Regions from separate parts of the Homo sapiens genome. Here region 1 is linked to region 2. The links are chromatin loops, found by intact Hi-C in ENCODE. Cell type or tissue: endothelial cell of umbilical vein. All regions are shown on one strand. Links, peaks and the distances in the headings refer to the core of each region. The heading gives the core; the rest is flanking DNA.

What was found. A loop is a pair of places that touch in the nucleus more often than their neighbours do. Peaks named below come from ENCODE experiments on the same cell type or tissue, not always from the same donor. Only the 100,000 strongest peaks of a DNase experiment are listed, where the experiment ranks them.
Region 1: a loop joins it to region 2, with 28 times the contacts of the local background. A loop is called at or near these places in 5 of 110 quality-filtered maps.

Annotation. Positions count from the first base shown.
Region 1 is chrX:18,377,822-18,393,856 of GRCh38, reverse strand. No RefSeq gene overlaps it. Among named protein-coding and RNA genes, the nearest start is that of SCML2, 31 kb to the right of the region's middle. In endothelial cell of umbilical vein, for the core only: a CTCF peak has its summit at 2,706 (motif pointing left); a DNase peak (open chromatin) is centred at 2,686.
Region 2 is chrX:18,924,778-18,932,777 of GRCh38, reverse strand. PHKA2 (phosphorylase kinase regulatory subunit alpha 2) reads left to right here. Exons shown (of 33, transcript NM_000292.3): 12 at 1,030-1,137; 13 at 3,472-3,550; 14 at 6,191-6,325; 15 at 7,001-7,110. Among named protein-coding and RNA genes, the nearest start is that of PHKA2-AS1, 38 kb to the right of the region's middle. In endothelial cell of umbilical vein, for the core only: a CTCF peak has its summit at 614 (motif pointing left); no DNase peak of the experiment used is centred there.

The DNA of each region.
Region 1 (16,035 bases), core at 1,399-9,398, 540 kb after region 2:
GGAGGGGGGTGGGATGGATGTGGGATAGAATGGGCACAAAAATATAGTTAGATAAAATGAATAAGATCTAGTATTTAATAGCACAACAGGAGCCAGGCAGAGTGGCTTCCACCTGTAATCCCAGCACTTTGGGAGGCCGAGGCAGGTGGATCAGGAGGTCAGGAGTTCAAGACCAGCCTGGCCAAGATGGTGAAACCCTGTCTCTACTAAAAATACAAAAATTAGCCGGGCGTGGTGGTGGGCACTTGTAATCCCAGCTACTTGGGAGGCTGTGGCAGATAATTGCTTGAACCCGAGAGGCAGAGGTTGCCGTGAGTTGAGATCGTGCCAGTGCACTCCAGCCTGGGCGACAGAGGGAGACTCCGTCTCAAAAAAAAAAATTTGCACAAATAGCACAACAGGATGACTACAGTCAGTACAGTCAGCAATAATTTATCATACATGTAAAAATAACTAAAAACATATAATTGGATTGCTTATAACACAAAGGATAAATGCTTGAGGTGATGGATACCCCATTCACCGTGATGGGATTATTACACATTGTATGCCTGTATAAAAATATCTCATTGATACGATTTGGCTGCGTCCCCACCCAAATCTCATCTTGAATTCCCATGTGCTGTGGGAGGAACCTTGTGGGAGATAATTGAATCATGGGGGCAGGTCTTTCCCGTACTGTTCTCGTGATAGTGAATAAGCCTCACAAGATCTGATGGTTTTAGGAAGGGGAATTTCCCTGCACAAGCTCTCTCTTTGCTTGCTGCCATCCAGGTAAGACGTGACTTGTTCCTCCCTGCCTTCCGCCATGACTGTGAGGCCTCCCCAGCTATGTGGAACTGTAAGGCCAATTAAACCTCTTTCTTTTGTAAATGGCCCAGTCTTGGGTATGTCTTTATCAGTAGCATGAAAACGGACTATCACAGTAAATGTACCCCATAAATATATAAACATACTATGTACCCACAAATTAAAAATTTAAAAATTAAAAACCATTCATTATTTATCTGAATATCAAATTTAATTGGCTGTCCTTTTTTTTATTGCTTGTTTTTTGCTAAATCTGACAACTCTACCTGGGGAGACTCCTAGAAATGGAATTTCTCTCTCTTTTTTTTTCTTTTTTTCAGACAGGGTCTCATTGCCCATGCTGGAGTGCAGTGGCATGATCTTAGCTCAATGCAGCCTTGACCTCCTGGGCTCAAGTAATCCTCCCACCTGGAATTTCTAAAATAATGTCTCCAACATGGTTTGAGTTCTGTAAATTAAATTAAATTAAATTAAATTAAATTAATTACTTAACTTTGAGACAGGGTCTCACTCTCGCCCAGGCTGCAGTGCAGTGGCATAATCATGGCTCACTGCAGCCTAAACCTCCTAGGCTCAAGCGATCCTCCCACCTCAGCCTCCCAAGGAGCAGGGACCACAGGTGCATGCCACCACACCCAGCTAACTTTTTATTTTTTGTAGAGATGATTCTCACTATGTTGCCCAGGCTGGTTTCAAACTATTGGGCTCAAGGGATATATCTGCCTCGGCCTCCCAAAGTGCTGGGATTATAGGCGCGAGCCACTGTGCCCTGCCCAGGTCCTGTAAATATTATATGATAATTTGTTTTCCTGTTCTTAAGATACCCCTTGATCTAGTTTTCGGTCATCTGTAACCCCGTATTGGGTCTTTAACAGGGCTTGACAGGGGGTGGGGCCGTGGTCACATGATGACAATATAGAGGCTAGAGCTCTCTGGTGCTATGAGCAAGACTCTGTCACATGAGACATGTCCATGGAGGAGGCTGAGGAATGTGCTTCCATCTGAAATTCAGCACCTCTGGACCCAGCCTCCCCTCCACCTTACCACTGATTGGCAAATGCCTCTGAGTGGGCCAATGGGGATTTGCCTTTAGAGCGGAGGTCCCTTCCCTTCCAAAATTCCCTCCCCCTGGCCTCAGTTCCCAGAGGCCTGACTCTGGGGTCCTTCCCAGGCTTCTACCCTTGAGCATCAGACCTGATCCTCTCCCTGTTTCCCTAGCAAGTCTTTCTGGTTTGGGGAAGTTTCTTTACTGTTAGGGTATTACAAAGCAAGGTGACAAATTAATGCCCAGAAAGGTCTTAATGATGGTGAAATGTGTTGCCCTCCTGGAGCATTTATGTTTAAAGCAGTAATCCAAAGGGCTGGATTTTTTGTTTGTTTGTTTTTTGAGACGAAGTCTTGCTCTGTTGCCCAGGCTGGAGTGCAGTGGCGCGATCTCGGCTTACTGTAACCTCTGCCTCCCGGGTTCAAGTGATTCTCCTGCCTCAGCCTCCTGAGTAGCTGGGATTACAGGCGCCTGCCACCATGCCTGGTTAATTTTTGTATTTTTAGTAGAGACGGGGTTTCACTATGTTGGCCAGGCTGGTCTCGAACTCCTGGCCTCAAGTGATCTGAAGGGCTGGATTTTAAGAGACCATTTTAGGGAGACTTTCTAGTGCTTATGTATTTAAATGCAACTTATCCTTCTCTTCTAGGGGAAGAGTCCTTGTCTTCTTTTCCACCATTTCCTCTAAGTTTATCTTATATTTCCTCATCCAGAAGAATTCCTAATCTTCTGACCTTGGAGATACAGATTTTATAAACAGGTCTGGATCAAGCAGCCGATTGTGTTCCATCAGGTCTGTTTCCTTCCACGCTACTTGAAATAAGTTTTTATATTAATAGTTATCCCACAGCGCCATCTGCTGGCTGAAAGCCGTAGGTACCTGTAAGTTATTTTACAAGAGCGGGGGTTTTTTTTGTTTGTTTGTTGTTGTTGTTGTTGTTTCTGGTTTTTTTTCTTAAAGAGAAAGAGATTTGTTTCCTTGGTTGGAATAGGTCGAGTTAGGTTAGGTTTGGGTTGGTTTGGTTTGACTAGGTTTGCTTTGCTTCACTTTGTAACACTGATGAACTGGGGTTCTACATAACTGGAAAATTTTCAAAAGATTTAGGTCTTCCAAGAAGGCATCGCCCAGTGAGTGGAGTCTGTTTCAGGGGGTCTGGGCCAGAGATACTGCATTTCTAACAAGTCTCAGGGGATGCCAGTGCCACTGATCCAAGGGTCACCGTTGAGTAGCGAGGGGATACACCTGAGTAGAACAGACGCCTGGGCAGGAGACCCTTATAGTATAGCCCTCCTGGATGCATTTTTTTTTCATGCTTTCAGTTAATACATAGAAAAACAACTTCTTTCTCTTCCTTCATAAGATAATTTTATCTTTCCTCATCTAGACAATTTCTTAATCTTCTGACCTTGGAAGTGTAGATTTTAAATAGGTCCAGATCAAGCAGAAAATTGTGTTTGATTTTGTTTCCTTGTCTTCTTCCAAGCTACATTAAAAACAATTGCGGCCAGGCATGGTGGCTCACGCCTGTAATCAATCCCAGCACTTTGGGAGGCCGAGGCGGGCGGCTCACTTGAGGTCAGGTGTTTGAGACCAGCCTGGCCAACATGACGAAACCCTGTCTCTTATAAAAATACAAAAATTAGCTGGGCATGGTAGTGCACACCTGTAATTCCAGCTGATCGGGAGGCTGAGGCAGGAGAATCAGCAGAACCTGGGAGGTGGAGGTTGCAGTGATCTGAGATTGCGCCACTGCACTCCAGCTTGGGAGAGAGAGTGAGACTCCGTCTCAAAAAACAAACAAACAAACAAACAAACAAAAAACCCAATCACTTTCTTCTAGTTGTCCCCCAGTGCCATCTACTGTCTAAAAGCAGCAGGCACCTGAAAGTGACTTGATAATTTATTTTGTAAGAAACAGCAAGTCCTCCTCTGGAAGGAACAATCAAGTTATTTGTTCCTCACTATTTGTTTCCTAATATACCTCTGAGGTTCTATATAACTAAAACTTTTTAAGAGCCTAAAAGTTCTTAGGAGAATTTAAATAAAGTTTTAAAAAATTTCTTCGAGCACTTTAATGATCCAACGTTTTGATTTTTATTATGTCTTTATTTGATGGTGCCAGAAAGGGTGTTTTAATTCAATCAGACTTTCACCTCATTAATGAAGCATCTGTTGGTGGCAAAGCTCTGAGCCTGGCCCTTTGCAAGGCAAAGCTCCCTGGGAGTTGGGGCTGGAGCAGCACAAAATCCAGGCAGGGCACAAGAGAGCTCAGAGGGGCTTCTTCTTTTTTCTTCCTTTTTTTTTTTTTTTTTTTTTTTTTGACAGAATCTCACTCTGTTGCTCAGGCTGGAGTACAGTGGCGTGATCTCGGCTCACTGCAATCTCCGCCTCCTGGGTTCTAAGGGATTCTCGTGCCTCAGCCTCCGGAGTAGCTGGGATTACAGGTGCGCGACACCACGCCCGGCTAGTTTTGTATTTTTAGTAGAGAGGGTGTTTCACCATGTTGGCCAGGCTGGTCTTGAACTCCTGACCTTAGGTGATCCACCCACCTCAGCCTCCCAAAGTGCTGGGATTACAGGCGTAAGCCACCACGCCCGGCAAGAGGGGCTTCTTGATGTCATGTGGAAGAAGATGCCAGAGATGGGACATCTCCCTCCTTCCCAAGTCTGGAAAGTAATCAGCTCTAGTGGGAACATTTACAGGCCACACCACATCTGGGCACCTGGACACAGCCACAGTGAAGCTGACAGCAACCAGGAAGCCCCTCTCAACACAGCATCAGCTGTGGCTTTCATCCAGGCTTCTCAAATCTGCAAATCCTGGCTGTGTTTTGTGCAGAAGCAGTGAAAGTGCCTCTTGTCCCACTTGGTGTGACCCATTGTCACAAGGGCACAAATTTGGGACTATTTTTGCCCCAAACTTCTGCAGAGTTTGTAATAAAATGGCCAAATGGCCTTTTCACTTTCTTTTTTTTTTTTTTTTTTTTGAGATGGAGTCTTGCTCTGTTGCCTAGGCTGGATTGCAGCGGTATGATCTTGGCTCACTGCAAGCTCCGCTTCCCGGTTCAAGTGATTCTCCTGCCTCAGCCTCCCAAGTAGCTGGGATTACAGGTGCGTGCCACCATGCCCAGCTAATTTTTGTATTTTTAGTAGAGACGAGGTTTCACCATGTTGGCCAGGCTGGTCACGAACTCCTGACCTAAAGTGATCCACCCACCTCGGCCTCCCAAAGTGCTCGGACACTTTTTTATTTTTATTTTTATTTTTTTAAGACAGGGTCTGTCTGTTGCCCAGGCTGGAGTGCAGTGGCATGATCATTGCGCACTACAGCCTCGACCTCTGGGACTCAAGCAATCCGCCCACCTCAGCCCTCTGAGTAGTTGGGACTACAGGTGCATACCAGCACACCTGCCACCACATCCAACTAATTTTTTTATTTTTAATTTTTAGTAGAGATGAGGTCTTCCTATGTTGCCCAGGCTGGTCTCAAACTCCTGAGCTCAGGCGCTCCTCCTGCCTTGGCCTCTTAAAGTGCTGGGATTACAGGTGTGAACCACTGGCCCGGCCGATTCTCTACTCTTATAGAATGAGTTCATTCCTAAGAGGCACCTCAGGCCATGCATGAGTCTAGGCCCTTTTAGTTGCAAGGTCAGAAAACCAATCAACTGGCTTAAGCAAGGCGAAAAAAAAAAAGGAGATAAATTGGCTTATGTTATTGGGAAATCCAGAGGTGTACTTCAGGCATGGAGGGATCCAGGGACCACAAACTGTTGTCGGGGCTTTCTCTATTTCCAACTCTTACTTCTGCTGCTTTCTCTGTTTGTGCTCATTCTTTCCCAGTTTATAAGAGCTTCCTCTAGTGGCAGGAATATGACCATTGAGATCTTCAGGCTTATGGCATCACAGCTTGAGAGCCAGGGAAAATGAGAGTGGTTCTCATTTCCAGCACTGATATATATGATTCTCAGAGATGCAGTCTAACTGGGCTTGCTGGGTTCATGTGCCCATCTCTTGAACAAATCAGTGGCCAAGGGGATGGAGTAGCAGAGTCAAGCACTGTGGTTGGTTGCCTGCCTTCAAGATGGCTCTCAATAATCCCTGCCTCTCTCGATAGTTATGCCTTTGCCTAATGTCCTCCCAAATGGTATCAAGCTGGTCTGTGTGACCAGTAGAAGAATAAGGCAATCGTGATTGTGTGTGACTTCTGATGGTAGGTCATAAAAGGCACTGCAAATGCCTCTTGGTCTTTCCCTTGGATCACGCCCTCCGGGGGAAGCCAACTGCCATGCCTTTAGGAGAGATCCATTCATTAAGGCACTGAGGTCTCCTGCTGACAGTGTGGGGGTGAGGCTGGAAGTGGATTCTCCAGCCACAATCAGACCTTCACATGACTATAGTCCCAGCCGACATTTGGATTGCCACCTCAGAACCACCTAGCTAAGCCACTTCCAAATTCCTTATTTATTTATTTGTTTAGAGACGGAGTCTCACTCTGTCACCCAGGCTGGAGTCTAATGGCACAATCTCAGCTCACTGCAATCTCCACCTCCTGGGTTCAAGCGATTCTCCTGCCTCAGCCTCCCCAGTAACTGGGACTATAAGCGCGCACCACCAGGCCTGGCTAATTTTTTTTTTTTTTTTTTTTTTTGAGACAGAGTCTCGCTCTGTCAACCAGGCTGGAGTGCAGTGGCCCAATCTCGGCAACCTCCGCCTCCCAGCTTCAAGCAATTCTTCTGCCTCAGCCTCCCGAGTAGCTGGGACTACAGGCGCCTGCCACCATGCCCAGCTAATTTTTGTATTTTTTGTAGAGACGGGGTTTCACCATATTGGCCAGGCAGGTCTCGAACTCCTGACCTTGTGATTCACCCGCTTCGGCCTCCCAAAGTGCTGGAATTACAGGCATGAGCCACTGCGCCTGGCTTAATTTTTGTATTTTTAGTAGAGACAGGTTTTCACCATGTTGGCCAGGCTGGTCTCAAACCCTTGAGCTCAAGTGATCAGCACGCCTTGGCCTCCCAAAGTGCTGGATTGCAGGCATGAATCACCACACCCAGCCCCAAATTCCTGATTGTTTTGAAATGATGAGATTAAAAAATGTTTGCTATTACAAGCCACTAACTTTGGAGGTCATTGGAGAAGATAGAGTGCTAATATGGGAAAAATGGATATCTTGCTGATCCTTGAAAGGATGCTGGGCAGGCCCAAATAACAGCTGCCCAATACCATCCCTCATGCTGGGAGGAGTTCAGCTGACTGCCAGGGCTACAAACCTGCCAGGTGGGCCTGACACTCGCCGATGAACTGGACCCAGGCTCTAGTTACTGTTACTAATAGAAGAGTAATGATGAAACATACTAAGTTGGCTGGGCATGGTGGGCTCACACCCATAATCCCACACTTTGGATGCCGAGGTGGGAGGATGGCTTGAGCCCAGGATTTCGAGACCAGCCTAGGCAACATAGTGAGATCCCCATCTCCACAAAAACTAAAAATAAATTTAGGGCTGGGCGCAGTGGCTCATACTTGTAATCCCAGCACTTTGGGAGGCCAAGGCGGGTGGATCACTTGAGGTCAGGAGTTCGAGACCAGCCTCACCAACATGGAGAAACACCATCTCTACTAAAAATACAAAAATTAGCCAGGCATGGTGGTAGGTGCCTGTAATCCCAGCTACTTGGGAGGCTGAGGCAGGAGAATCGCTTGAACCTGGGAGGCAGAGGTTGCAGTGAGCCTAGATTGCTCCATTTCACTCCAGCTTGGGCAACAAGAGTGAAACTCTGTCTCAAAAAATAATAATAATAAAATAAATACATTTAGCCAGGTGTGGTGGCACATGCCTGTAGTCCCAGCTCTGGAGGCTGAGGTGGGAGGATCACTTGAGCCCAGGAGGTTGAGGCTGCAGTGAGCTATGATTGCGACTGTACTCCAGCCTGGACGCCAGAGTGAGACTCTGTCTAAACAAACAAACAAACAAAAAAACAAACCCACAAATATACTAAGTTATTCCTGGTCCTAATTTTCCCTATTACCAAGAGATTGGGCATTGGTGCCAGCTATGTAGTAACAGACAAGTTACCTCTCTAAGACTCAGTTTCCTCATCTGTAAAATGGGGTAACAGTTGTATCTACCCGTTAGGGCGATGGTAAAGATGAGATGAATGTACATGCTTAGTCCAGTACTTCCCAGTTGATGAAGCCCAGTGAATGCTGGCTGTTTGGATTATTTACATTCGTAATAAGCTAAATAATGCCCCCGAATATATCAGGTCCAGTCCCTGGAATCTGGGAATGCTACCTTATATGGCAAAGACTTTGCAGATGTGATTAAGCAAAGGAGACTGAGATGGGGAGATTATCCTGGATTATCCAGATTCTCCCTAAATGCAACTAGAAGGGTTCTTTTCTTTTTTTTTTTTTTTGAGATGGAGTTTCACTCTTGTCACCCAGGCCGGAGTGCAATGGCACGATCGCAGCTCACTGCAACCTCCTCCTCCAGGGTTCAAGCGATTCTCCAGCCTCAGCCTCCCAAGTATCTGGGATTACAGACAAGCGCCACCATGCCCAGTTAATTTTTGTATTTTTAGTAGAGATGGGGTTTCGCCATGTTGGCCAGGCTGGTCTCAAACTCCTGACCTCAGGTGATCCGCCCATCTTGGCCTCCCAAAGTGCTGGGATTACAGGCATGAGCCACTGCGCCCGGCCTTAAGGGTTCTTGTGATTTAAGAGGGTGGCAGAAGGAGATTATGCACACGCAGAAGAGGAAAAGGCAATGTGACTGCAAAGGCAGAGATTGGACCGGTGTTGCCCCAAGCCCAGGAATGCCGACAGCCACCAGAAGCTGGAAAAGGCAAGGAATAGATTTTCCTCTAGGACTCCCAGAGAGAGCCACCTTGATTTTAGCCCACTGAAGTGATTTCAAATTTCTGGCCTCCAGAACTGTCAGATAATACATTTCTGGTTTGTTTGTTTTGTTTTTGAGATAGGATCTCGCTGTGTGGCCCAGGTGAGAGTGCAGTGGTGCAATCACCACTCATTGTAGCCTTGAATTCCTGGGCTCCAATAATCCTGCCACCTCAGCCTCCTAAGTAGCTGGGATTACAGGTGTACACCACCACCCCCTGCTAATATTTTTGTTTTTTGTAGACATGGGGGGTCTCACTTTGTTGCCCAGATTGGTCTTAAACTCTTGGCTTCAAGTGATCCTCCTGCCTTGGCCTCCAAAAGCACTGGGATTACAGGCATGAGCCACCATGCCCAGCCACCTTCTTTTGTTAAGCTTGTAGTCATTTGTTTCTGCAGCCATAGGAAACTAATGCAGTATTATTATCTTTTTTGTTTGTTTTTTGTTTTTTTTGAGACAGAGTTTCACTCTTGTTGCCCAGGGTGGAGTGTAATGCTGCAATCTCGGCTCACTGCAACCTCTGCCTCCCACGTTCAAGCGATTCTCCTGCCTCAGCCTCCCGAGTAGCTGGGATTACAGGCTGGGATTACAGGCATGCGACACCACACCTGGCTAATTTTTGTATTTTTAGTAGAGACGGGGTTTCATCATACTGGCCAAGCTGGTCTCGAACTCCTGACCTCAGGTGATCCACCCGCCTTGGCCTCCCAAAGTGCTGGGATTACAGGCATGAGCCACTTCACCCGGCCTAATACAGCATTATTATCTAAAAGCCACCTGCAGCTGTCCATTCCATGGCACGCAATTTAAAAGAAGATGTAGAAATAGATGTGATCTAAGATTTCATGGTGATCCTTTGGGAAAAAAAAAAGAGAGAAATAGAAGTGATTTAGAAATTAGACTTCTTCACTGTTCCTGACCTTTTCTACCAAATATATAGAAATATCCTATATTACATTAATACAGATATTCATTTTTATCTTGCAAGCTAAAGAGATAAGAGAACTCAGCAGAAAATTCAATCTAAAATTCTAAGGAAAGAAGAAGAAATTCAAAAATGGTACTTAATACTTCCTTACTACGGCACCTACTCTCCTGAAAAACAAAAAAATTTTAAATTTTAATTTTTTTTTTTTTTTGAGACGGAGTTTCTCTCTTGTCGCCCAGGCTGGAGTGCAATGGCACGATCTCGGCTCACTGCAACCTCCACCTCCTGGGTTCAAGCGATTCTCCTGCCTCAGCTTCCTGAGTAGCTGGAATTGCAGGTATGTGCCACCACACCTGGCTAATTTTTGTATTTTTAGTAGAGACAGGGTTTCACCATGTTGGTCAGGCTGGTCTCGAACTCCTGACCTCAGGTGATCCACCCGGCTCGGCCTCCCAAAGTGCTGGGATTACAGGTGTGAGCCACTGTGCCCGGCCTTTACATTGTTTTTTAACACACTAGATTTGGATCTCTTTTTTGATGATCATCTATAGAATGCTCCTTTATCCACTTATTGTTATCACCTTCTAATTTTGGTAGACTGAAAATATTGCCGGTAAAGTTTGCCAATGGAGCAAAGATTCATCTAAACCATCTCTTCAAATCCCATTCGCAGGCTTCTATTTCAGGAATGTAATTAAAATCGGCTGCAACAGCTTGAATTCTCACTGGATAAAATCTCTGCAGGCCAATCTCTTTGGTGGATTGCATTTAAATTTTATGTTAATTACAAATTTTGTCTAATTAAAACTCCTACCTTGTGGTCCTACTCTGAACCTTTACGCCTTGATAGTCCAAGGTTGGACCTGATAGTGCTGGCTTTGTATGTTTCTTGTACTTAGGTTTTTTTTCTAGTACTTTCAGGCAGTTCCTCGCTGTAGAATATTAGAATTTGTGTCTTAAAATTCATATTGTCTGGGGGACTCTTTCCAGCAAACATTACTCCCATTGATGGGAGATTTGCAGGTATAATGTTTTAGCTCTCACCAGGCCACCCTATCCTGGGTGCGAGGGCGAAGTATGTTGGAACTGCAGGCCACAGCTGCCTGGGTGTTTACACCGACCAAAACTCAGAGGGTAGAGCCACAGAAACAGCAGCTCCTGCTGCTCATTGAGATTTAATTGTGTGTGGATGCAAAAATAGAAGTGGATTCTACCTTTCCCATTGTGGCTTCCCACTAATGACATAATGATGGCACCAATGTCAAAATTTCCAGAGCTTAAAAATCCCAATTTCACAGTCATTGAGTTCCTTGAAAACTGTCAGGACCATGTGACACAATGACAAAGGAGGTGGTTGCGAGAGGCACAAACCTAGCAGAAGCTACAGCAGACAAAAGAGAGAAGAATGCAGTTGCATGCCCAACACATAGACACCACACAAGGTCGCTGGATAGTAGGCCAAGGAATGTGAGATCTTTTTAAATATCAGATGAGACACCATGATTTCTGGTGTTTGCAGCTTCTGGATCTTGACGCCCTTATCTCATGGATGCTGAAGCTTTATCATGTCTTAAAATCTTGGCCAAATGCATATCGGGCTGAGTGCTATTTATCTTTGGTGGCTGACTCTGCTTTTTGGTTAGTGTTCAGTTTGTTCTAAATGGGAAATCAACTTACATTTAAAGATAACAGACTGGTCAAGGTCAGAGAATTGGTGGATGGCAGGGGAAGGAGAGGTCCTTGAAGCCAACTGGATTCTTCCACTATGCCACACTGCTTGCCCTAGAGGAGAGAAACAGATTTACCATGTAACCCATTACTCACTAGAAAATGCCAGGGCAATACAAGGAGGCAGGTTGTGATCTAATAATTATTTCTTTTCTTTTTCTTTCTTTTTTTTTTTTGAGATGGAGTCTCCCTCTGTTGCCCAGGCTGGAATGATCTCGGCTCACTGCAACCTCCACCTCCCGGGTTCAAGCAATTCTCCTGCCTCAGCTTCCCGGGTAGCTGGGATTACAGGCACACGCCACCACGCCTGGCTAATTTTCATACTTTTAGTAGAGACGGGGTTTCGCCTTGTTGTCCAGGCTGGTCTTGAACTCCTGACCTCAAGTGATCCACCCATCTTGGCCTCCCAAACTGCTGGGATTATAGGCATGAGCCACTGCGCCCCGCCCCACCAAAAACTTAAATTTTTTATTGTTAATCAATCTAACAGATTTGTCCAAAATAATAAGAGCAACAATGTAGTCAATTGTGTGTGCTTACATATATTGCTTATGTATAAGTGAAATGAATGGCAGCAGGGCTATCATGGATGGGAGGACAGGACTAGGATTATTTTGTTATTTTAAGGTACCTGCACTACCTGTAAAGTGGTATAGTGTTAGTTGAAAGTGGACTTGGATTAGTTGTAAATGCATATTGCAAACTCTAGGACAATCACTAAAAAAGTAAAAAGAAATATAATTGATATGCTAACAGAGGAGAGAAAATGGAATCATATAAAATGCCCAATTAAAACCACAAAAAGCAGAAAAAGCATGGAAGACAAAAGTAGAAACAGAGAACAAGGGCAACAAATAGCAGACAGTAACAAATATGGTAGCTATTAATCCAATTAGATAAAGAAAAATCACTTTAGGTTGGGCATGGTGGCTCATGCCTGTAAGCCCAGCACTTTGGGAGGCTGAGGCAGGCAGATCACTTGAGCTCAGGAATTCAAGACCAGCCTGGGCAACATGGCGAAACCCTGTCTCTACAAAAAATAAAAAAAATTAGTTGGGTGTGTTGGTGTGCTCCTGTAGTCCCAGCTACTTGGGAGGCTGAGGAGAGTGGATTGCTTGAGCCCGGGAGGTTGAGGCTGCAGTGAGCTGTGATTGTGCCACTGCACTCCAGCCTGGGTGACAGAGCAAGACCCTGTCTCAAAAAAAAAAAAAAAAAAAAAAAAACCTTGAATATAAATGATCTAAACACATCAAACAAAAGACAGAAATTGTCAAATGGATGATAAAACAAAGGCCAACTATATGTTGTCTACGAGAAATGTACTTTAAATATAAAGACATATATAGATTGAAAGTTAAGGGATAGAGAAAACTATCCAATGCTAACACTCATCAAAAGAAAGCAGGAGTAGCTGTATTAATTTCAGGCAGAGCAGACTTTAGAGCAAGGAAAGTTATCAGGAATAAAGAGGAGCATTACATAATGAAAAAGGAGTCAAAACTATAAGAGGGTATAACAATCTTAATGTGTATATGCCTAACAAAAGAACATCAAAATTACCTTACAACAGACACAAAACTTTTTGTCTCTATAAAAAATTTTTTAAAAAGTAGCTGGGCATGGTGGTGCATGCCTGTGGTCCCAGCTACTCATGAGGCTGAGGTGGGAGGACTGCTTAAGCCCAGGAGGTTAAGGCTGCCGTGAGCCATCGATCATACCAGTTCACTCCAGCCTGGGCAACAGAGTGAAACCCTGCCGCAAAGAAAACCCCCAAATAATATTTACATTAGCACCCCCCAAAAAGGAAATACTTAGGTATAAATCTAACCAAATATGTATGACATCTATATGAGGAAAAGTATAAAACTGATGAAAGAAATCAAATAATAACTCAATAAATGAAGAGATATACCATGTGCATGGACAGGAAAACTCAATATTATCAAGATGTCAGTTCTCCCCAATTTGATCTATAGATTCAACACAATCCTAATCAAATTCCCAGTCAGTTATTGTGTGGATATCAGCAAATTGCTTCTAAAGTTTATACGGAGGGGCAAAAGACCCAGAATAGCCACCACAATACTGAAGATCAGTGTTAGAGGACTGACACTACCTGACTTCAAGATCTACTAAAAAGCTACAGTAATCAAGACAGTGTGGTATTCGCATAAGAATAGACAAATAGATCAATGGAATGGAATAGAGAGCTCAGAAATTGACTCACACAAATATAGTCTACTCTTTTTTTTTTTTTTTTTTGAGACAGAGTCTCACTCTGTCGCCCAGGATGGAGTGCAGTGGTGTGATCTTGGCTCACTGCAACCTCCACCTCCCACGTTCAAGCAATTCTTGTGTCTCAGCCTCCCGAGTAGCTGGGATTACAGGCACGCACCACCACGCTCAGCTAATTTTTGTATTTTTAGTAGAGACAGGGTTTCCCCATGTTGGCCAGACTGGTCTTGAACTCCTTGACCTCAGGTGATCCACCCACCTTCACCTCCCAAAGTGCTGGGATTACAGATGGAGCCACCATGCCCGGCCCCCTAGGTTCTGACAAGTAGTCATCTTTACCTAAAACTCAGTTAACATGATTTGTTTTCATACTATTCATTCCTTTTGAAATTTTATTTAAAAAATTGATATATGATTCACCCCTGTAATCTCACATCTATAATCCCAGCACTTCGTGAGGCTGAGGCAGGTGGATCACCTGAGGTCAGGAGTTTGAGACCAGCCTGGCTAACATGGTGAAACCCCATCTCTACTAAAAATACAAAAATTAGCCTGGCGTGGTGGCAGCCACCTGTAATCCCAGCTACTTGGGAGGCCGAGGCAGGAGAATTGCTTGAACCCGAGAGGCAGAGGTTGCGGTGAGCTGAGATCTCGCCATTGCACTCTAGCCTGGGCAGTAGAGTGAGATTCTGTCTCAAAAAAAACAAAACAAAAAAACCACACAAAAACTTACAAAACATAACCTATGTACAAAAATGCATACTAAACATATGTACTTTTTATTTTAAAGGAAGAAACAATCTAATGTAAGTCACCTATGTCAACAAAACAGAATATTACAGAACTCCCCCACATGTAAGTAACCTCCTGGATCATGACTCTTAACCTCCTCCCCAGAGGTAACTCCTAACTCATAATAAATCCAGTTCTTGTTTTTCACATGTGTTTGTTTTTGTTTTACACTGAGGTGTGCATCCTGGATTTGAGTATTGTATGGATGGGATGGAGTCTTACCCTTTGGATTCGTTCTCTCTCTCTCTCCTTTTGCTGAACATTATGATTTTGAGGTATCATCCATGTCTCAATGTATAGTTGTGTATTTTCATTCTATAGAGTATTCATTCTATTGAACGAGTATGCCACAATTTAATTTGCGTTTTACTATAGATGGACTTCGGGTTTTCCATTTGGGGTTATTATAAATTATGCCGTTATGAAGTTTTTTTTGTTTTTTAGAGACAGGGTCTCGTTCTGTTGCCTAGGTGGGAGTGCAGTTGTGCTATCACAGCTCATTGTGGCCTCAACCTCCTGGGCTCAGGTGATCCTCCCTCAGCCTCCTGAGTAGCTCGGACTACAGGTATGTGACACCACACCCAGTTAATTTTTTGTATTTTTAAAATAGAGACAGAGTCTCCCTATGTTGCCCAGGCTGGTCTCGAACTCCTGGACTCAAGCGATCCACCCACCTTGGCCTCCCAAAGTGCTGGGATTACAGGCATGAGCCACTGCACCTGGAAAGATTCTTAAACACTTACCTTGATGTACAATGTGCATACACATGTTTCTCTGGGGCATAGACATAGGGTAGAACTGCCCACAGGCTATGCTCTCTTCAACTTTATTAGATAATGCCAAACTGAGCTCATATCCAGTTACTTGGGTGTGAGACTTCCAGGCAAAAAAGTTGTTTAAATTTTTTTTTTTTTTTTTTTAGAGACAGAGTGTTGCTCTGTCACTTAGGCTGGAATGCAGTGGCGCAATCTCAGCTTACTACAACCTCTGCCTCCCAGGTTCAAGCAATTCTCCTGCCTCAGCTTCCCAAGTAGCTGGGACTACAGGTGTGTGCCACCACACTCGGCTAATTTTTGTATTTTTTAGCAGAGATGGGGTTTCACTATATGCTGGCCAGGCTGGTCTCGAACTCCTGACCTCAGGTGATTTGCCTGCCTCAGCCTCCCAAAGTGCTGGGATTACAGGCATGAGCCACTGCACCTGGCCTAAAAAGTTGTTTAAAAAAGATAATGCCAAATTGTTTTCCAAAGTAGTTGTACTAATTTACACTCCCACCCGAGGCATATGACAGTTCCTATGCTCCACATTATCAGAACCTGATATTGTCAGTCTTTTCCCTACTTTGTAATACTGGAGCTGCACCTGCGCAACCTACATTTTGTGTTTTGGCAGCCGGCTCCATGTTATACTCTGCCAATAGGGGGCACTGAAGGACTTTTCTGCTTCCTGTTTGCTGCTTTGTTTCTCCTCACTGCTGGGACTCACTTGATGGGCGCAGTGTAGCACTGGCCCCGTGGCATTCCCTGTGCAGGCATCCGGTGAGTTTCCTCCTCACTGTGGTGATGGGTGGTGGCTTCCTGCAGAAGCTGCAAAATT
Region 2 (8,000 bases), core at 1-8,000:
ATTATCATACAAGTAATTCTGTGCACGACAAAACATCTAGGATTCTGTAGAAAGAAGAAAACGTTATCTCTAATTCTACCACCCAAAGATTATGACATTTTGGAGAATCTCCTTCCACACTATTGTCCTATTGGATTATTTGATTACTAATGACATTTAATTCTGTTCAGTTCATGCACTAAAGTTTTTCTTATTGAAAAAATTTTAAATTTTACTAAATATGTTAATAACATCATTGATTAATCTGCAAGCAGAAGATGAGTCTCCTCATGGTGTGATGTTCCCCTTGGGAGAAGGATGTTTCCTATTTCCTTTGGTTGACTTACGTTTTCTGGAAGACAAAAGCGGTCACTGACATTACCCCCAACCAATGATGTGATGACTGAAATGTCAAAGTCCAGCATGGAGTTTAAAAGAGAGAAAGTTGCAGACTAGCTTACAATGCGCAGCCAGCCCTGTCCTCCAGAAAGAACACCAAAGTTTATTTTGCTGAGACAGAAGCCCCCCAGTGGGTTCAGCTTTTTGAGGCCCTGAAGGAGGGGTTACAGGCTAGTAGTCCAAGTGTTTTTCCTCGGTAAATAGTGCCACCTTCTGGCAATTCTCTTGCATTAGGCGCACAGTTTATAAACCCCTAGGGATGGCTCCAGCGATGCACCGCCACAGCTGGAGGCTGATGTTTTCCATCATTTCACCCATCATGCAGCCAATTGTAAGCATGAGCCATGAGAGTTCTCATGGCCAGAGCTGTGCGCAAAGCAGGCAGGCCAGGCATCCGGTGCTCGTGGCCTTGCGTGTGCCTGTAGGAAGAGTGCTTGTCCAGAACCAGGCCGCGATTTGACTTCCACCTCCGCTGCTTTGTAGCCTTGCAGCCCCGAGGAAGGGGCTTGCTCCCCAGCCTCCTGGCACCTGCACAGAATTGGCCTGGAGGATGAGTACCATTTCATAAATCCTCAGTGCATTCCCCATGGTCAGGTATCATGGCCATTTTATCCTCTGACTTTCTGACTTTGGATTTGTCTCTCTTTCCAGGTAGATGAAGAGTACAAGAATCCTCACACAGTAGACCGAGTTCCTATGGGGAAGGTGCCTCATCTGTGGGGCCAATCCTTGTACATCCTCAGCTCGCTGTTGGCAGAGGTAGGGGCTTAGTGGCCTCACAGACTGGAAACCATGTGATTGGAGGTTCAGGGAACCCCAGAAGGGCATAGGGACTCTCTGCCAGGCGTGCGTGTGGATGTCTTTTGCATCTTCATTCGTTTAAGGTCAACTGGACCGTGTTGGCTCCGGGGCTTGACTCTCAGCCTTGTGTGTCCATATTTCCATTAAACCAGCTCAGGTCCATGAGGGCCCAGCACTCCCCATCACCCCCTGCCAGCATTCTTCCTCTGTGGCTAGAATCTGTTCCAGTTGATGGTCAGAGGAGCTGGAAGTTTCTGGGCCAGGATTGTTAGCACATCTGATCCTAGAAGATACAAGATTTGGGAAATGACTAGATTGGCCCCTAGGTGCCCCTGCCCCAGTCTTAGGAGCAGGAAGCACAAGGGCCACAGATCTCTACAGAAAGAGGTGGCGGGCCGGATTTTCTCTGGTGAATTTTGTGTCAGGTGTTGCCCCGGACAACCTGCAGCACCCTTCCTTCTGCAGACAACTGCCTCTTGACACCTTTCTTTTTGTTCACCATTGACTTGTCCCCAGGCTTTTGTTTTAATATGCAAATACTTTGGAGCCGCCTCAAATGAATCCCCCACTCCTCAGTATGAGTGACCTTATCAGATGGGCTGTCGTTCCTGAGAGGGTCCTGCCCAGCTGAGTGCTTCGGCTGGACCCCGGGGAGGCAGGGAGGGGAAGGAGCCCAGGGAAGGGCTGAGGGGCTGCCAGGCTCTAGAAAAGGCAGAAGGGGTGGTGGGTCAGCATGCCACCGGGTTCCTAGAGTGTTGAAGCCCAGGATGAAAGATACCACCGTGGAAGCAGCCCTCAGGAACACTACCTGCCGAGCTGAAACAGTTGTTTTACAGGTACCTCAAGACTCCCCAGTGTCATGGTCATGTCCTTGGAGTAGGGGCTGTGTCTTCCACTCCTGTCTTTATTAGTAGGGAAAACGCATATATCTCCTTTGAAAGCCAGCCCTGTCTCTCACTAGTTCTCTGATCCCGGGCAGGTCTCTAATCTCTGGGCTTCGGTTTCCTCATCTGTAAAATGAAAAGGATGGACTTGATCATCTCTGACCTTCCAGCTCTGATTTCTGTATCAGTGAGATGGGAAACGAGTAACTCCCCTCCCCTGCTTTCTCCTCTCTGATGTAAAGGCTTTCTCTGGGCCCAGCGCTAGGTCCAGTTGCTCCTCAGAACTCCCAGAACACCTTGATCCTCTCTCTCGGGGTTCGTGTCATTTGTAGAAAGTGCAAGGAGGTGCATATTCAAAGAGAATACTTTGCAAGGGAGTGGGGTTGTGGGGGCCAAGTCCCCACTCAGCCACTTCCCTTGGGTCATTATCTTGGTTTCCCCACCTGTACAGTGGTGATGGTGGTAGCGTGGGGGCCAAGGTGTTCTCCTAAAGGTCTGATGAAAAATCACTGACATGAGGCAGATTGATTAATAAGAAAAAAGGGCATGCAGATATACTTAACATGTATACAGGGGAGCCTTCAGAATGAATACCCCAAGATCTAGGGGAAATTTTCTGTTTTTATGCATAGTTTCAACAAAATATGGACAGCTGTGTAGAAATGTGATTAGACAAAAGGGGCCTGATGAATGCTAATGGACCAAGTGGGGAAACCCAGCGAGGCCTTTCTGTGCAGCGCTCTTTCCTTCTGAGTGTGGGGCAGGTCCCTCCCTAGAGTGGGGCCCTTATGACCTACAGCCAAACAAGGTAGGTGAGGGAATTTTTTATGGCCAGTTTTTACAGAGAATATTTGTAGGTTTTGTGGCTGGCTTTGGGGAAAAGGGATTCTGGTTTCTATGCCCACCTTGGGGAAGAAGAATTCTAGTTTCTGTGGCGCCTCCAGAAGAATGGACTGAGAGAGAGAGGCAGGAGAAGGTCAGAGGAAAACTTATGCTTCTGAGGCTGCTGCTGAGGTCTTTGTTTTGGGGGTGTTGTTTTCTGAGCCCCAAAAGTAGTGCCTACCTGTCAGGAGGCATAAATATGACAGTGCGCATACAGTGGCTCAACACAATGCCTGGCATGTTACTGTGAGCTCAGAAAGTATTGGTTATCATTCTTTTTGCTCATACAAGATGGTGGCATATTCGACGAGCCCTAGAGAGCTAGGTGCAAAAATGTAATACGTTTATCAGTGGCAGTTTGAATGATGTTACTCTGTTTCACAGAAAATAAGCAATTGACTCGAAAAATATAAAGAAAAAAGTCTTGAATATGTTGAGCCCCAAAATATTTCATTTTCACACTTCAGTTTAAGATGAAATTTTAGTTAATCAATATTTCATAGTGTTAATGCTCCTCTTTTCATAGGGATTCCTTGCCGCTGGTGAAATCGATCCCTTAAATAGAAGATTTTCCACTTCAGTCAAACCTGATGTTGTAGTACAAGGTTTGTGAGCGTGTTTACTGTTCATATTTAACTTTGTAAAACCAATGTTATTTTAATTCAAATTGTTGCCTAGTTTCTTATTTAATTTTTTTAAAGTGTGTATGTGCCTATGCTTTAGCATGTAGCAGTTGTGTGAGATGCCTTATATAACTCAGTGGCTTCCAAAGGCAACAGAATTCTTCCCAACCACAAAATGACTTTCTACAAAGCAATTGTTGTCTTGAATATAAACCTTGATTGCAACTGGGGCACAAGTGATTCGTTGCGCGTCATTTATCATCATTGTTATTCTTTGAAAAATAGAGCCTAAGCCTGGTGAAAACTCAGAACCCAACTGAGGGTCATTCATTCCTCCCTTGGAGTCCTGACATCTTTCCGCCTTTCACCTGTGTCCACCTTTCCTCTCCCTCCTCTCCAGCCAGCCCTTCTTCTGGAGAGGGGCGAGACCAGCCCAGGCTGCTGCTGCCCTCCGCCTAGCCAAGTGATTTCACCCTTCTGTGCCTCAGGGTCATCAGGACTTGAGCTCCCTGACTGGGGCTTCCTAAGATGTACTGAGGCTGCAGTGGGAAAGCGCTTGGTGTAGTGCCTGGCCTGTGGTGTGCACCCGGGTGGAGCAGTTCTCTTCCTACCTTCCTTCTTAGGGAGGACCTCCTGGCAGTCCAGTAACATTCTCTGTGCCCCATAGAGCACACCAGCTAGTGTCATAGCATGTTGTGTGTACACCATATTGCCCCTGAGACTGTACACTTCTTAATGACAAGGCCTATATCATTCTTGCAGTTTCTATGTTGATTGGCACATACGCACCCATACGTTGAAAACAGTGATTGAACAAATGACAAGCATTTCTCTGTAGCCACTGGCTCATTTTGCTTCGGGGGCTCATGCTGTGGTGAGATGAGCTGATATCACCCAGTCAATAGAGCCATGAGATACACCTGTCACAGCATTCTGATTAGGTAAAGTTTGAGATGATGATCATCATCTCCACCTTACACACGAGGCTTAGAAGTTAACCCACTCCCTCAAGGACCCACAGCTGGCAGCTGTAGGTGTGAATCCATTCCTGACTTCCAGGTGGACTGATCCAGCTGGACTCATTGTGCCTGCGCTAAGCCAGAGCATGTCCTGCTAATTAGTCCCTTGAATCTATTAAGACCGTTTTTCCACCTGCAGGCTGGGACACTTTGATGGGTGTTGACCAGCATTTGTTTAATAGAACAGTGTAGAAATTCCCAGAAGGTCAGGCACAGAGTAGGGGAAGTGCAGTTTCAGAAACTTAGCCACATCCAGCTGCACAGATCATGAGGCTCCCAGGTCTCCCCCAAAACCACTGCACTAAAGGAGTTACTCCTACAGAGAGTGGCTGCTGGGGTTTTGATAAATGTGGAGTCATGCCTGTCATTGGAAGCTTTAGAAGAGACAGGTGTTAAGGAAAGCCACCTAGCCAGCCCTGCATGGCTGATGTTCCCATTTGCTGAGGGCCTGGGAGATTAGGTTTCAGTCCACGTGCAGCTGTAACTGGCCAGTTGAGCATGCAAGGCTTCCCTGGGGGCTTGTTGTGAAGGTCAGATGAGATAATGGATATTAAAATACTTGAAAAGGCATCAAGTGCTGTGTAAATATAAAGAGGTGACACTCAACTCTCAACTGCATGTATATGTATTGTACATTCCGGCCCCACTAGCCTGTGAGTACAATGATTGTACTTAACAGTAGCCAATCCTGCGCTGCCCTGAGCCTCTGCAGCTTCCAGGGGGCTCGGCCGCAGCTGGACATGGCACCAACCTCTCTCCCTGTGGCCGTGCTCCCCTTTTCCAGTCCCATCCCTGTACTCCTTCCCTTTGCCAAAGCACTGTCCCTTCTCAGAAAGGCCAGCGGTACTAGTACAGCAGGTGCAGCCTAGCCGATCCCGGGTTGTCCCCGGTGATGGCCTCCCTCCTCCATGGGCCCCCAGGTCCCAGGCACAATCAGCTCCCCGCCTGCTGGAGAGCCAGGTGCCCAGCCTCTCCCACCAGAGATGGGGCCCAGGCCAGCCCTGGGGTGCTTTTTCCCCACCGGTGGGGCCCTGTGCGGGGGTTCTGAATGGGCCAGGCTGCTCCACTACCGCCAGCATCCCCACTCACAGACCTACTTTGCTTTCTCTAGAGGGAAGGATGTCCCCTCAGAACATCCCCTGCCAGCAGGCGCCCCCATCTTACTCTTCTTTCCCCCGTCCTTTGGGAGCAGGGGCACAGGCTTCTGGCATCCCCCAAGTGGAGCTGTTTCCACTCCTGACCCTGCATAAAAAGGGACACCAGGCAGGTTTAGAATAGATGCAGACCCAGAGGGAGGCAAGACATTACTTGAGACGGGGCAGTTTGGCTTGGGACTTATTGAGGACAATTTCTAGAAGTCTCCTATCAGACTATCTTGCACAATGAAGGCACTTGATAAATAGGCGTTGAGGTTGTTGAGGGGTGGCAAGGACAGAATGGGGAGGAGCAGCAGGACGAACACTGTCATTTCCAAAGCCAGTCATTGCATGGAAGAGCATGCTGATGTGTATGTCACCAGGCAGAAGAGGGCAGTAAGGAACACGTGTCCATGTGAAGAGACAAGAGTCATGAGCTAACGCTCATTCTGTGTTCTTGTTCACAGTTACTGTTTTGGCAGAAAACAATCACATTAAGGACTTATTGAGGAAACACGGGGTGAACGTCCAGAGTATCGCGGACATTCATCCAATTCAAGTCCAGCCGGGCCGGATTCTTAGTCACATATATGCCAAGCTTGGTAGGTTTGGGGAAATTACCTGGGCCTTTTTGGCATGGGGGCATCTCGGTTCTAGATTTGGGGTCTGAGGGAGACTGTGATATACGTAAGTTCTAAAGACTTGGACAAAAACTAAAGCAGGCGGTTCCACCGCTTCGATGTGAAGAGGAACGGGCAAACCAGCACGTTCTCACACCCGTTCAGTGGGCACCGTCACAGGTGGCCAAGCATTCGCCGGATCTGTTGTAAAATAAGGAGCCACCTTGAAAAATTTACAATTGGAAAAGTCATTTGTGTCTTGATAATGCTTCTCATGTTTACCTTTAGTATCAGAAAATGCTCATTTACACATTAAAATGGGAGGAGGTTCTCTATGCTTTTTCTACAATCTGACTTTGTTTACTATTATGGTTCAATACTAAGTAAATCGAAAGTAAATGTTCTATAGTCCTTTTAGTAGTTTTATTCCATGCAGTTCCAACTGGGTACTGTTCATATACATTCATGAAAAGAAGGGGGCGGGATTTGTTTTAATATTCAGCTTCGTGCCATTTTAAAGGATGATGGCAGTAGAAGAACCAAGCCCCAAAATGGGTTGTCTAATCTAGAAATAAGCTCAGTCTTAGCCTGAGTTGCCTGGATTACTTGTTAACCGTATTTCCTCTAACTCCAATTTATCTTTTACTTCTCAAACAGGACGGAATAAGAATATGAATTTGAGTGGGCGACCGTATCGACATATTGGTGTCCTTGGAACCTCTAAACTATATGTGATTAGGAACCAAATCTTTACTTTTACACCCCAGGTGAGGAGAGCAGGCCAACGAGCATCTTTTTTTTAAGTTCTCTTTGCTGTCTGGTAAGCTTTTCTCCTGTGAATATGACAGAATTCTGCATGCATAGGTTCAAATAGAGACATATGAAATGATACCAAGAGCCTAGTACAAGTCTGCCCGTAGTAGGTGCTCGGTAAATGCTTTTTGAGACAGGCGTGCCATCACTTCCAGTCATGAATATTAGTGAAATTCAGACTGCTTTAGAAGTTTGCTGTTGACATGTCACTTGACTCACAGCCCTTGTGCCCCTAATCACAATCATCTCTGACCCTTGTGCAAGCTGTCATCAGACCCTCTGTGTAACACACAGCCAGGCTGATTTTCTGGCCACACCCTCGCTTACTGGGATACTGAATGTACTCATGGAACTTACTGGAGAGCTTTGGTTTCCAAAGAAAACTAGTCCTGTGGAAGTACATAGAAAATATTTTTCACCCATTTGGGCAGCTAGAAAGACCAACAGTGGGATCGCTTTGGCAGTGCAGGGCACAATCCCTGCTTACCTGGGCACAGGGTTGGTCATGGGGTCTTGGGTCAAGCTGCTGTTTCATCCTAGCCCCTGCTGCTCACAGAAAGCTTGTGAGCTATTTCCCTTAGTAGCAAATTTCAGTCCAGAGCTGAGCATGCACTAGTCCAGAGGCCAAGAGAACAGTTTGATTTGTTCTCAACATCAGGCAGCAGTGTCTTTAGTTGACATTAACCAAAGCCATCAATCAGGTAAACAGAGTGTCCACCTCCCACCTGCTCACAGTGCCCCCACTTGGAAAGCATCTTCGAACCCATAGCCCTGGAAGGATCAGGAATTAAGGAGTTATTGATTTGCTTTCAGAGACAGCAGTGTTGGGCAAGATGCTTAAATC